2 separate regions of the Mus musculus genome follow, and region 2 is linked to region 1. Evidence: chromatin loops called from intact Hi-C (ENCODE). Cell type or tissue: left cerebral cortex. All regions are shown on one strand.

Region 1 (5,000 bases):
CTGAGGTCACAAGACTCTTGTCTCATTTCCTTGGAGCTATCTCACAAGCCCTCTGAATTCTCCTCACATGACTCCGTCCCTGGACCTCGTTCCTACAGTTGGCTGTTTTGTAGTGAAACTAAACCCGGCTCTGGGGAGGATAATGGTCTATGAACATTAAGCTGCTGGTTCAATGAGAGGATGTTAGAAGATTTTTAGCTTTGTAACATCTTCGTCTGACAAACAAGCAAGCTTTTCTGCTTTAAGAATTGCGGTTTTGGTCCTCAGTGTGTGGCATGGAGGCAGAAAGCCTGCCTCGAATCACCCAGATTCCATTCTCAGAACTGTGAAAAAGGAAAGCAAGAGAAACGTTTTCTAGGATAATTGCATTTTTGCCAATTCTTGGATATGCTTAAATATTTTTGTTCTTTTGGTTTTACAGGACTCTACACAACAAAGTTCACTACAGAGCCTTACAACAACATAAATAACATTCTCAGACAGAAAGACTTTTGTGGGAGAGGCATAATTTCCTAGGATGCAGCTGGCCCTGGCAATGTGTGTTATAAGAGAGAAAGTGCTATTCTGATTCTAGTTCATTTGCTGTTTGGATCCCACAAAGTTGTTTAACTTAAATTTTTTAATTGATACACTAAAAATACATTTGTCCCTAGCACTGTGAAACAGTAAGAAGCTGTAAAAAGTAATAATATAGGAGCTATAGTTATGGCCCAGTGGGTAAATACTTGTCATGATACAAGAGGACCTGGTGTTGTATTTTCAACACACAATGGTAGTCATGTCTCTAGCCTCAGTCGAGGGTGCAGAGATAAGTGGATTCCTAGATTTCACCAATTCAGTGAAAAGACTTGTCTGTTAAAAAACAAAAGGGGGCTAGTGATTGAAGAAGTCATCCGTAATCTTTGGCCTTCATAGGCACATACATCTCTCTCTCTCTCTGTCTCTCTCTGTCTCTCTCTGTGTCTCTCTCTCTCTGTCTGTCTCTGTCTTACACACACACACACACACACACACACAGGAACGTGTATTACCCCTCAACACTAAAAAATATTGTGTAAGAATCAAGTGTTTATTTGATGGTTTCTAAAAGCATTCCATGAACATAGTTAGATGCATTCAATGAAAATGAAGTAACTTAGGGCTGTGGGTTACTCTGTTATTTAGAAGTTCAAAAGAACTAAAAATAAAATAAGAAGAAAAGAAAAGACAAAAAAAAAGAGAGACCCAAGTTTCAAGTTAAATATAAACATTAACTATGAATAGAAGATATGTAAGACCTGTCATGTATCAGGAGGCCTTTTCCCATTTATTATTGTCTGTATTTGGAGACCCCACAGCAAGTAAGCTCTCTGAACCCTGTCTAACGAGTCAAAGACCTCTACATGGAATGAGTTCTTTAGCGGAACTGCTTGGTAGACTCCGGAGTTTCCCAAGGAAGTGTTTCCTTATGATCTGTACATTGGTGAGTTTGGTGAGAAGGATTGAGTGTCCCCCTCCCCCCTGTTCTCTGCACTGTAAAGAAGTAAGGCATTATGAGAGTCTCTGGATGAGAGGAAATGCTGGGGACAGTTCAGTGTGAGACAGAAAAGGGACTGGAGGGAACTAAACAGTGTGCCTGGGCAGTTAGTTTATATGAAGGAGGGAGGGTAGGGCTAATTAGTTAATTTCCTAAGACTAGCTCAGATTTCACACAAGTTTATAAAAAGAAGAAAAAGGAGGAGGAAGGAGCTATTTGTGGTGGAGAAGTAGAGAAGAGGGCAGGCTCTGTTTAGGGAAAAAGAACATCTCTCATTATAGAGACCAGGAACAGGGAAGATGTGTTTCCTGTTAATGGTACTAATTGCTCAGATTTTTCCACTCACCCCTTAAGGCTCATGCTCTCCACTCACTCTGTAAGGCTCCATGACACTAGATACCAGAGAGAAGATCACTGCATCAGGGAGTCAGCAAAGGCTGCCTTTACTGCAGACTGGCTCATCTTAACCATCTGTGAGCCCTCACACACCTTTAAAAAGATTTGGGGGTGGGGTGGGCAGAAGATTTTTTGAATCTTGCTAGGATTTAGCTTGCCTGTTTCTTCTTTCTAAACTATTAGGTTCCTTTTACCCAGTCTACCTTCTTAGCCTGGGCCAATCACTGAACCATGGTACTAACCAAGGGTACTTTATGGTTGTCACACTTTACAGCAACTGTAGCCTTGGTCCAGGGCTTAAGTCACTAATCCTCCTCTTAATTTGGGCTGTACAGCAGTGGAAATATTTTGCAGTGATTTAAAAATGAATACCACATATCCACCTGTTTCAGAGAACAGATACTTGAGATTTTTAATCAGCAGGCTTTGTTCACAACAGACTCACAAGCCCTGGTGTACTGCAGTGGGCTTTGTTCCCAACAAACTCACCAGCTCTGGTGTACTGCTGAGCTGCTTGCTCTCTTGAATTAAAGTTTCCTGTATAGGCTGCAGGGTGAGTCATAGTGGAAGGAGGAGGAGAATATTCATAGCTGTTTGTCACTTTTCACAGCCCAGCACTGTCAAGTTCCTTCCTTAGGAGTGTTTGTGGTTTGGAGGCACCTTCCATTCAGGCAACACAAACAGACAACACAAGCAGGCAACACAAGCAGGCAACGCAAGCATCAGTTACTTTTGCATCACTGTGACCACGGCACCTGACAGAAGTATGTTGAAGGAGGACAGATTTATTCTGGATTGGGGTTTCAGAGGGTCTCGATCCATCCTGGTGGGGAGGGTGTGGCAACAGGAAGGCCTGGTGGAGGCTGTTTACACCCTGGGGGACCAAGAAGCAGGAATTAAAGGCCAGGCCTAACCTATAAGGGTCCACTCCAGTCCCCCACTTTTGTCAGCCACCCTTAGGCTCCTGAAGCCTCTGCAGCCTCCCCATATAGAGCTGGATGGGCAGAAGCGCTGAGACCATGAGCCTGTGGAGAATGTTCCAGATTCAAACTATAGCAGTAAGAGGAGAAGAGTTTCTGATGCTCGTGTCTATTGGGAAGGAAGACTCTAGAGTAGCTGATGCATTTGGTGAGCACACATTTGTGTGTGTGTCCAATACATCACCCATGAGAAATATGAAACACAAGAAGGCAATGTTTGTTTCCAGTGGCTCTTGAGTACCAAGAAAGAAACATATTTAACACCTGGACTGTTGTTAAATGATGTTGTAGAGAAAACCAGGATAGGCTTAGGAAGTAATGGCTGTGTTCACTGCTGTGCAAGGACAACATAGAAGTGCTCATCCTCTACAGGGTGGCAGACATATTCAAAATGGCGGCTTGCCCTAAAAAGGCTTTTAGGGTGTGAGTGCAAAAGATCATAAAATGATGGAATTCTGCTAGGCTCAGAAAAAACTAGAAAAGAATGGTGTCTTAGTTTGGGTTTCATTGCTGTGAAGAGACACTATAACCAATACAACTCTTATAAAAGCAAACATTTGATTGGGGCTGGCTTGCCGTTTTAAAGGTTCAGTTGATTATCATCATGGTGGGAAGCAGGCAGGCTTGGTGTTGGAGGATCCAAGAGTTCAACAGCTTGATTTAAAGGCAGCCATGGGGAGGGTCTCTCCTGCCCTTGGTGGAGCTTAAGCATTAGAACCTCAAAGCTCACCTGCATAGTGACATACTTCTAATAAGGTCACAAATCCTCTAATAATGCCACACCTTCTAATAGTGCCACTTCTCATGGGCCAACTGTATTCAAGCCACCACAAATGGATTTTAGAACATGGTCTTGATAGTAGAATAGGAGCTTGCTTGATAAACAAGGCTGGTAAGGCTGTTTCTGGGCTAAGGAGTAGCATTATTTAGGGTAGAAATTTTAAACTCCATCCAGGATGAGAAGGGGCCTTAGATATTCTTGAGTTGCTGAGGATTAAATTCTGTTTTTTTGGAGGGTACTTGGAGGTACAGTCAGGGTAAGATTAGGGTGGTAGAGTGGGAATAGAGCAAAGATCAGGGAAGATGAGGATCTGTGAGTGATGTGGTAGAAAATATATAAGCTAGACAGATTAGAACAAGCCACTGGGATGCTGAGAAATGGAACACAAACAATACAACATTCCTGAAATGAGTAGTGGAATAATGGAACCCTTACAGACATAGCATCCCTAATCCTAAATAGTGGCCACCAGAAGTGCTTCTAATATGAGCTTTTGGAATATGTGCATCCAACAGTGAGATATGATGGGTCTGGACACAAGTCTAAACAGGAGATTCATACACATCCCACACATACTTTACACACAGAGTTTAAAGGTGCACTTTTAATATACATGAAACAAAGGTTCCTTGTGTAGCATCTTCTACTGGCAGTGTCACATTAGTTTGAAAAGGTTTTGGATTTGGAGTTCAGATTTTGGGATGAGGGATGATAGTTGTGTAATAGGGAAAAAATGAAGTAGGAGAGAGTGAGTGGAGCTACTGAATGAGCTAGCAGGTTTTAACAATAGAGCCATTGTTACCGTGTAACTGTCTAGCGTGCTTTTAGATCTTCCAACTTTCAAACTACAAAGAGAATAATAGTACGAGGTCCTAGCCCCTTGGGTATTGATAAAGATGTCCTTGGCTACCTATACAGGAAAGACATAAACATGTGGGAAGCCGTATATAATTTGAGTCTTAAGTAGGATAGTAATGTCTCTCTGTGTAACAGTGTGGATTTTTTCAACAAAATCATTAACTTTCGTCCTTGTTTATTGTTAATTGCATTTGATTTGTATTGTCAAGGGGGGCAGAATTCAGCTTTAGAATATTCCCTTCCTTTTTTAGTTCAAGCATCTTAATTTATTATTCTCCATAGGAAAATGTGTTTTTTTCCTTTGGCTTCCTAGGCAAAAATCTCCTGCACTCTCTTCCCTGGTGCAGCTTTTGAAGGGCTTTACCGTGATACCTTGGTTCTCTAAAATTGCTACCACCTGCTGTTGTTGACAACTGCTTCCAGAGCCTCTGCTTATCTTTTTCAATTACTTATGGTATTTTCCTACAAG
Region 2 (5,000 bases), 160 kb before region 1:
TTGGAGTTAGAAGGCACTTCTGAAAGGGTGGCAGACCTGTAAGAGGTGAGGATGGCATCTCCAGGCTTCTGGAGCAGAGAGTCCCAGGAAGCAAGAAAGGCCAGGGCAATGGGCTTGCTGCATTTCTTAGGAACAGAGGTCAGGTTGGGGATGGCATTGTCAATTCAGGAAGTGACAGATTTCTACTCTAGAGAAACTGTAGAGATGTCACTAGATAGGTACAAGTTGAAAAGTGACTCCACCTGACTGTCACTTAGCAGCAGCCAACCAGAGTATGAAAGACGGACTAGGCAGGGGCAGAGTCAAGGGAACCTGGCCAGACAGGGGTGGGTGTGCATGGTAGCTTTGACTGCAGTGGCTGTCACAGCAGGGATGAGAAGTGGTTATGGTCATGTCTGAAAGATTTGGCCTGGAGGAATTGCTTATGGTAGGACAGAAAGAGTCAACTCTCGGACTCCACAATTTAGCTTGAGCAATGGGGAAAATTAGAATTGTTCTGTACAGAGATAGGGCAGTTGCACTTAGCTGTGTGGCACCCATAGGTCATCTAGATTTAGGCACTAAATGGGCCATCAGATAGGTAAGTCTGGAGGATACTTGGGAGACATGGGCCAGGCATGTAAATCTGAGATTTACTAGCACAGAGAAGATGCTGAAAGTCACATAAATAAGTGACATGATCAAGGGAGAACTGGGTTTTGTGCCATTCCAGTGTTTGATGCTCTAGTTGCAGGGGATGTGAGGAGTGGAGAGGTAGGACGCAAGATGAATGGGAAGCTGGAGGGAGGAAGATGCTGTGAGCATTTGTTTCTTCTTCCTTTGTTTTCTTTATTGGGATCTGTACCCGAGGCTACTCCCTGTGTGGTTATTTCCTCCTATCAATATTTTCCTATCGCTATCCCGTTTTCCTTCTCCCCCATTTCATTAACTCTAGTTAGAGTCTTAGTATTAAACTCAGTTTGTGGTACTAACAGTTGGATCTTAGCGGTGGAGCCATTCATCCATTGCAAGAGCACTGGTCTCTCTGCTTGCTCGCACCAGAGGTTGCTTCTCTGGGAGGAGGTCTTGTGAACAGAGAGCAGAGGAGGGATGCTTAGCTTAGTTTATCGATGAGCTAGCCTGGAATAGGATGCAAGTCCTAGATGGGCTAGCCTGGAATAGGATGCAAGTCCCTCAACAGATGAGGGAATTCTAGCAACGAAGCTGAATGACGGATGTATCTACTTGTGCACTTGGCCTAGGAGGTGGGTGGTGTATAGATTCACAAGCAGGATCAAATGGCTTGGCTGGCTGGTTGGAGCCCTGCAAGGAGAAAGCTGGACCCACCGTAAACAAGCAGGAACAGGGAAATGCTACTGGCCTTAGAAACTGGAGGCATCTGCCATTCATGATGGATGAAACACGTGAGAAGAGAGTCTGGCTTATCCAGAGGAGCCAGCCAACCTCATCTCTGGCCACTGCAGAGCTGGATGCTACTTCTACAGGTAGGGCGGACATGTGTCATCGAAGGTATATGTGGGACACTATCTAGGATAATGTACTGTGGGTGTCTACTCAGGACCGGCACTGACACAGTTCCATGGCTTCTGCAGGTTACTTGAAGCAGGTGGGTCATGCTGAAACCGCGCCATTGTTCAATACATTTTACTGGATGCTCATACCCCGCCCTCCCCATAGGCGCCCTTCTTGGAATCACTCACCTCCTGTACATACATGCTTTGCAGCTCTATCTGGAAAACCTGACCTAAGATAGGCAAAAAGAGGCATGATGAGGAGAAGAGAAATTAGGAAAGAACCATCCAATGTGATGTCACCTAAACACAAACCTCCTCCCAGTGCTCTGTCTCCATTGGTCTCGCCACATCTGCCTTCCATTTTTAATTGTATTGATGCTTAAGAATATCCACCAGGTGGCGAACTTGTCTCAAGTTTGCTGTGCAACTTGTGACTCCCGTTTAGACTTATTTATTTATTTAGCCATTACTGAAATGAAATGATGGGTTTGAGCCAACAGTGAAATGCATTTATGGTACTTCTTAGTGGCCTAAGCTTTCCCCACACAGACCTAAGGGTGTTCTACAGAATTGCATTCTTCTGAGGCTGTTACTGTGAGGAACAGTTTAAGGGAAAAGAAAAACGTGGAGACAACAGTAACATTCTCACATGGTCATGTCTGCTAAACGCTGCCTCTTGACCAGTTTACTGCGATTGTCAGATCTCTTAAATTTTCAAGATTGTGTGTGTGTTTAATTCCTGGAATTATTGATTGCAAGATAACTACAGACTAAGAAAATAATTTTATCTAGTAAATGCTTTATTCTTTCACACATTCATTTTTTTACACACCAGGTAAAGGGTTCTTTTCATATGCAGAGCTAATCTTGCTGATTACCGAGAGGGCTTTATATAGGTCATAGAATGTAGGTTAATAGAGTTTACTCTATGGAGTGTTCCCCGTTGCAGCACTGAACAGCCGGAATGTGGCCCCAATTCAGCAGTCAGCCAGACCTGCTTCAGCAATGTGCACCAGGAGTACCTACTGCCTCTGCGTTCCCAGTCTCTGTCCTCATTTCTTGCCCTGGTGTCCAGAGTATGGGCAGCCTGTTATGCAGAGTTCAATGCTCAGTCCAGATGGGAGCTCTTTAAAATAGTCCAGATCTAGTCTCCAGAGCAGAGGTTGGCAATGGGGTGGAGTCCTGTTTGCAGCTGCTAAGGTTTCCAGGCTAAGGAGTTCTAAACACATGCCAGCTGTACATCGATCATGGGAAATACTAATTTCAGATCATAACAAAGTGAAATAATTTACTCCTCCCCCAAAATTTCATTCAATAGTAGATCTGTCTTCCCCTCCAAAATTGTACTAAATTATTAGCATTTTTGTTTGTTTGTTTTTTGCCAATTAGAATTTGTGTGAATTAACTTTTGGTTTATTATATAAACACCTACACAGTATAGTTTATTTGATCCCTTGGCCCACAAAGCCTAAAATATTGCGATCTGGCCTTCATAGAAAGTTTGATGGCTCAGCTGTAGAGGAGTTTTAGAATTTTGCACTTTCCTGAAACCTCATGTGAAAAAGTGCATGGAATATGAACCATTTTGCTTTGATTTGAGAGCTGATGGTCTAAGGCCATGCCACTTTGAACAATTTTGATTTCACTTGAAAGGTGACAGTGACCACAAAATGTTAGGAACCACATGGATAAGGGTCTGTGCCCTGTAGTGAACTTGTATTCTTAGTAGCATCTGAAGGAATTGGGGGGTCAGTATTCCATCAATGATGATCATGATCGTCCATGATCCTGCCAGGAGCCAATGGCATGGCTAAAGTAAAAGTCTGAAGAAAGGTCTTGAGTCATTATCCTGGAGTGTGCGGTGTGGCAGTCATACAGGGGATATAGGCTGATGTTTTCTACTTCATATCACAACATCAGAACAAGAAGGTCCTTCTGCAGGCTCAGAGTCCTTAGCACTGAAAAGTCTGAGCTGGTGACATACTGATCCCTCTGAATTCAGCTTGGTGGACACTTCATTACAACCTAGTAAATAAGTGACTTTTTTAAAAAATATAAATTTGTAGCTTGATGAGGATAGACACAGAAGAAGAGATGTGACGGTTGGTATCTTTGTAGGGCCTACTTTGTTCTGTAGGAAAGTTCACAAGATGGGCTTAATGAGTCTTAGGAAGCAGACTCCGGTAAGTAGGAAATCTTCTGAGGAGCAACAGAGTATGACCCTTTAACAGGCCTGGTTAGCATTTTGGTTCAATTCAGTTAGAGGTTCTTGTGTGTGTGTGCGCGCGCGTGTGTGTGTGTGTGTGTGTGTGTGTGTGTGTGTGTGTTTCTCAGACCACACCCATGTGGTTATTCCAAAAAGGTGAGTGACAGTCATTGGCTCCAAATACACCTTTCACTTCTGGAGCTGGCTCAGGCACATCTTTAGTAAGAGCTGGTTAGAAAAAAAAGTTTGTCCTCCCCCCGCCCCCCACTGTTAAGAACTGGGGCAGAAATGGGGTCATTCACTGGAATGCAAGCTAGTGACTTGGATTTATATGAAGAAGTAGGTGTGAATTCTGGCTAATGTTTTGTAGACCTTAGTAGGGTGGTTTGGACAGTACAACATTGATGTGCTGGTTTCAGTTTAAGAAACTCTCCTGAGATTGCACAGAGTCAAAGCATTTGCAGAGAGGCACAGCCCAAAACTCTAATCCGAGTTCTGCTCCACAAAGCCCCTTCTAATCCTCTTCTACCCTGCTGTGAGTAGAAGCCCAGGGAAGGGCAACAGGAGCAAACTCTGCAGGAGACAGATTTAATTCAATCTAGCAAACACTAATCAAGCCCCTCTGGTGTGCTGGACACTGGGCAGGATCTGGCGATACAGATCCTGCTCAGTGATCAAGGAAGTCACCATGTACAGGCAGCAAAAGCATGTCACATAATGAAACAGATGAGGGTGGGGACAGGAGACTGAGGGATGACTTAAGTTACAAGAGGATGCTAAGAGAGAGAGAAGAGCAGGTGGGCATCCCAGGCAGAGGAAAAGATGCTAGCAAGAAGGCATCCAAGTACTGAAGAAACCTGAGAGGACATTGTCTTGAGGAAAAGATGGGAGGAAAAGGGCACAGTTATTGATTCGTTCGGCAAATATTAAATGCTGGAGATAGAATAGTAACAACAAATAAGTGAATTTCTACTTAAGCAGAACTCTCAGGGCAGGAGATTGAGTTAACTTAGAGTCCCCCAACCCCCCAAACAAACACAAAAACAAAACTCAGATGAAGCAATAGATATAGAATATGCTTTTGTTTTGCTGAGACTGCCGTGATAAAGTACCACAACTAGGTGGAGTAGATAACATAATTTATTGTCCTATGCTTCTGGAGGCTGGAAGTCCAAGGTCAGGGCTTGGGCAGGTTGGCTTATTACAAAGGCAGTGTAGGGGGGCCTTACTCTGTGCCTTCCTCCAACTTCTGGCATTTTGCTAGTAGCTTTTGGGTTCCT

Evidence for each region. Peaks named below come from ENCODE experiments on the same cell type or tissue, not always from the same donor. Only the 100,000 strongest peaks of a DNase experiment are listed, where the experiment ranks them.
Region 2: it touches region 1 in a loop (2.4-fold over the local background); 8 of 42 quality-filtered maps call a loop at or near these places.

The regions. Positions count from the first base shown.
Region 1 is chr4:8,208,131-8,213,130 of GRCm38, reverse strand. The region is part of intron 3 of Car8 (carbonic anhydrase 8); the gene reads left to right. Among named protein-coding and RNA genes, the nearest start is that of Car8, 28 kb to the left of the region's middle. In left cerebral cortex, no CTCF peak of the experiment used is centred here; DNase peaks (open chromatin) are centred at 495, 2,002 and 2,443.
Region 2 is chr4:8,364,670-8,369,669 of GRCm38, reverse strand. No RefSeq gene overlaps it. Among named protein-coding and RNA genes, the nearest start is that of Gm42252, 53 kb to the left of the region's middle. In left cerebral cortex, a CTCF peak has its summit at 1,902 (motif pointing right); DNase peaks (open chromatin) are centred at 1,926 and 2,489; H3K4me3 peaks cover 310 bases.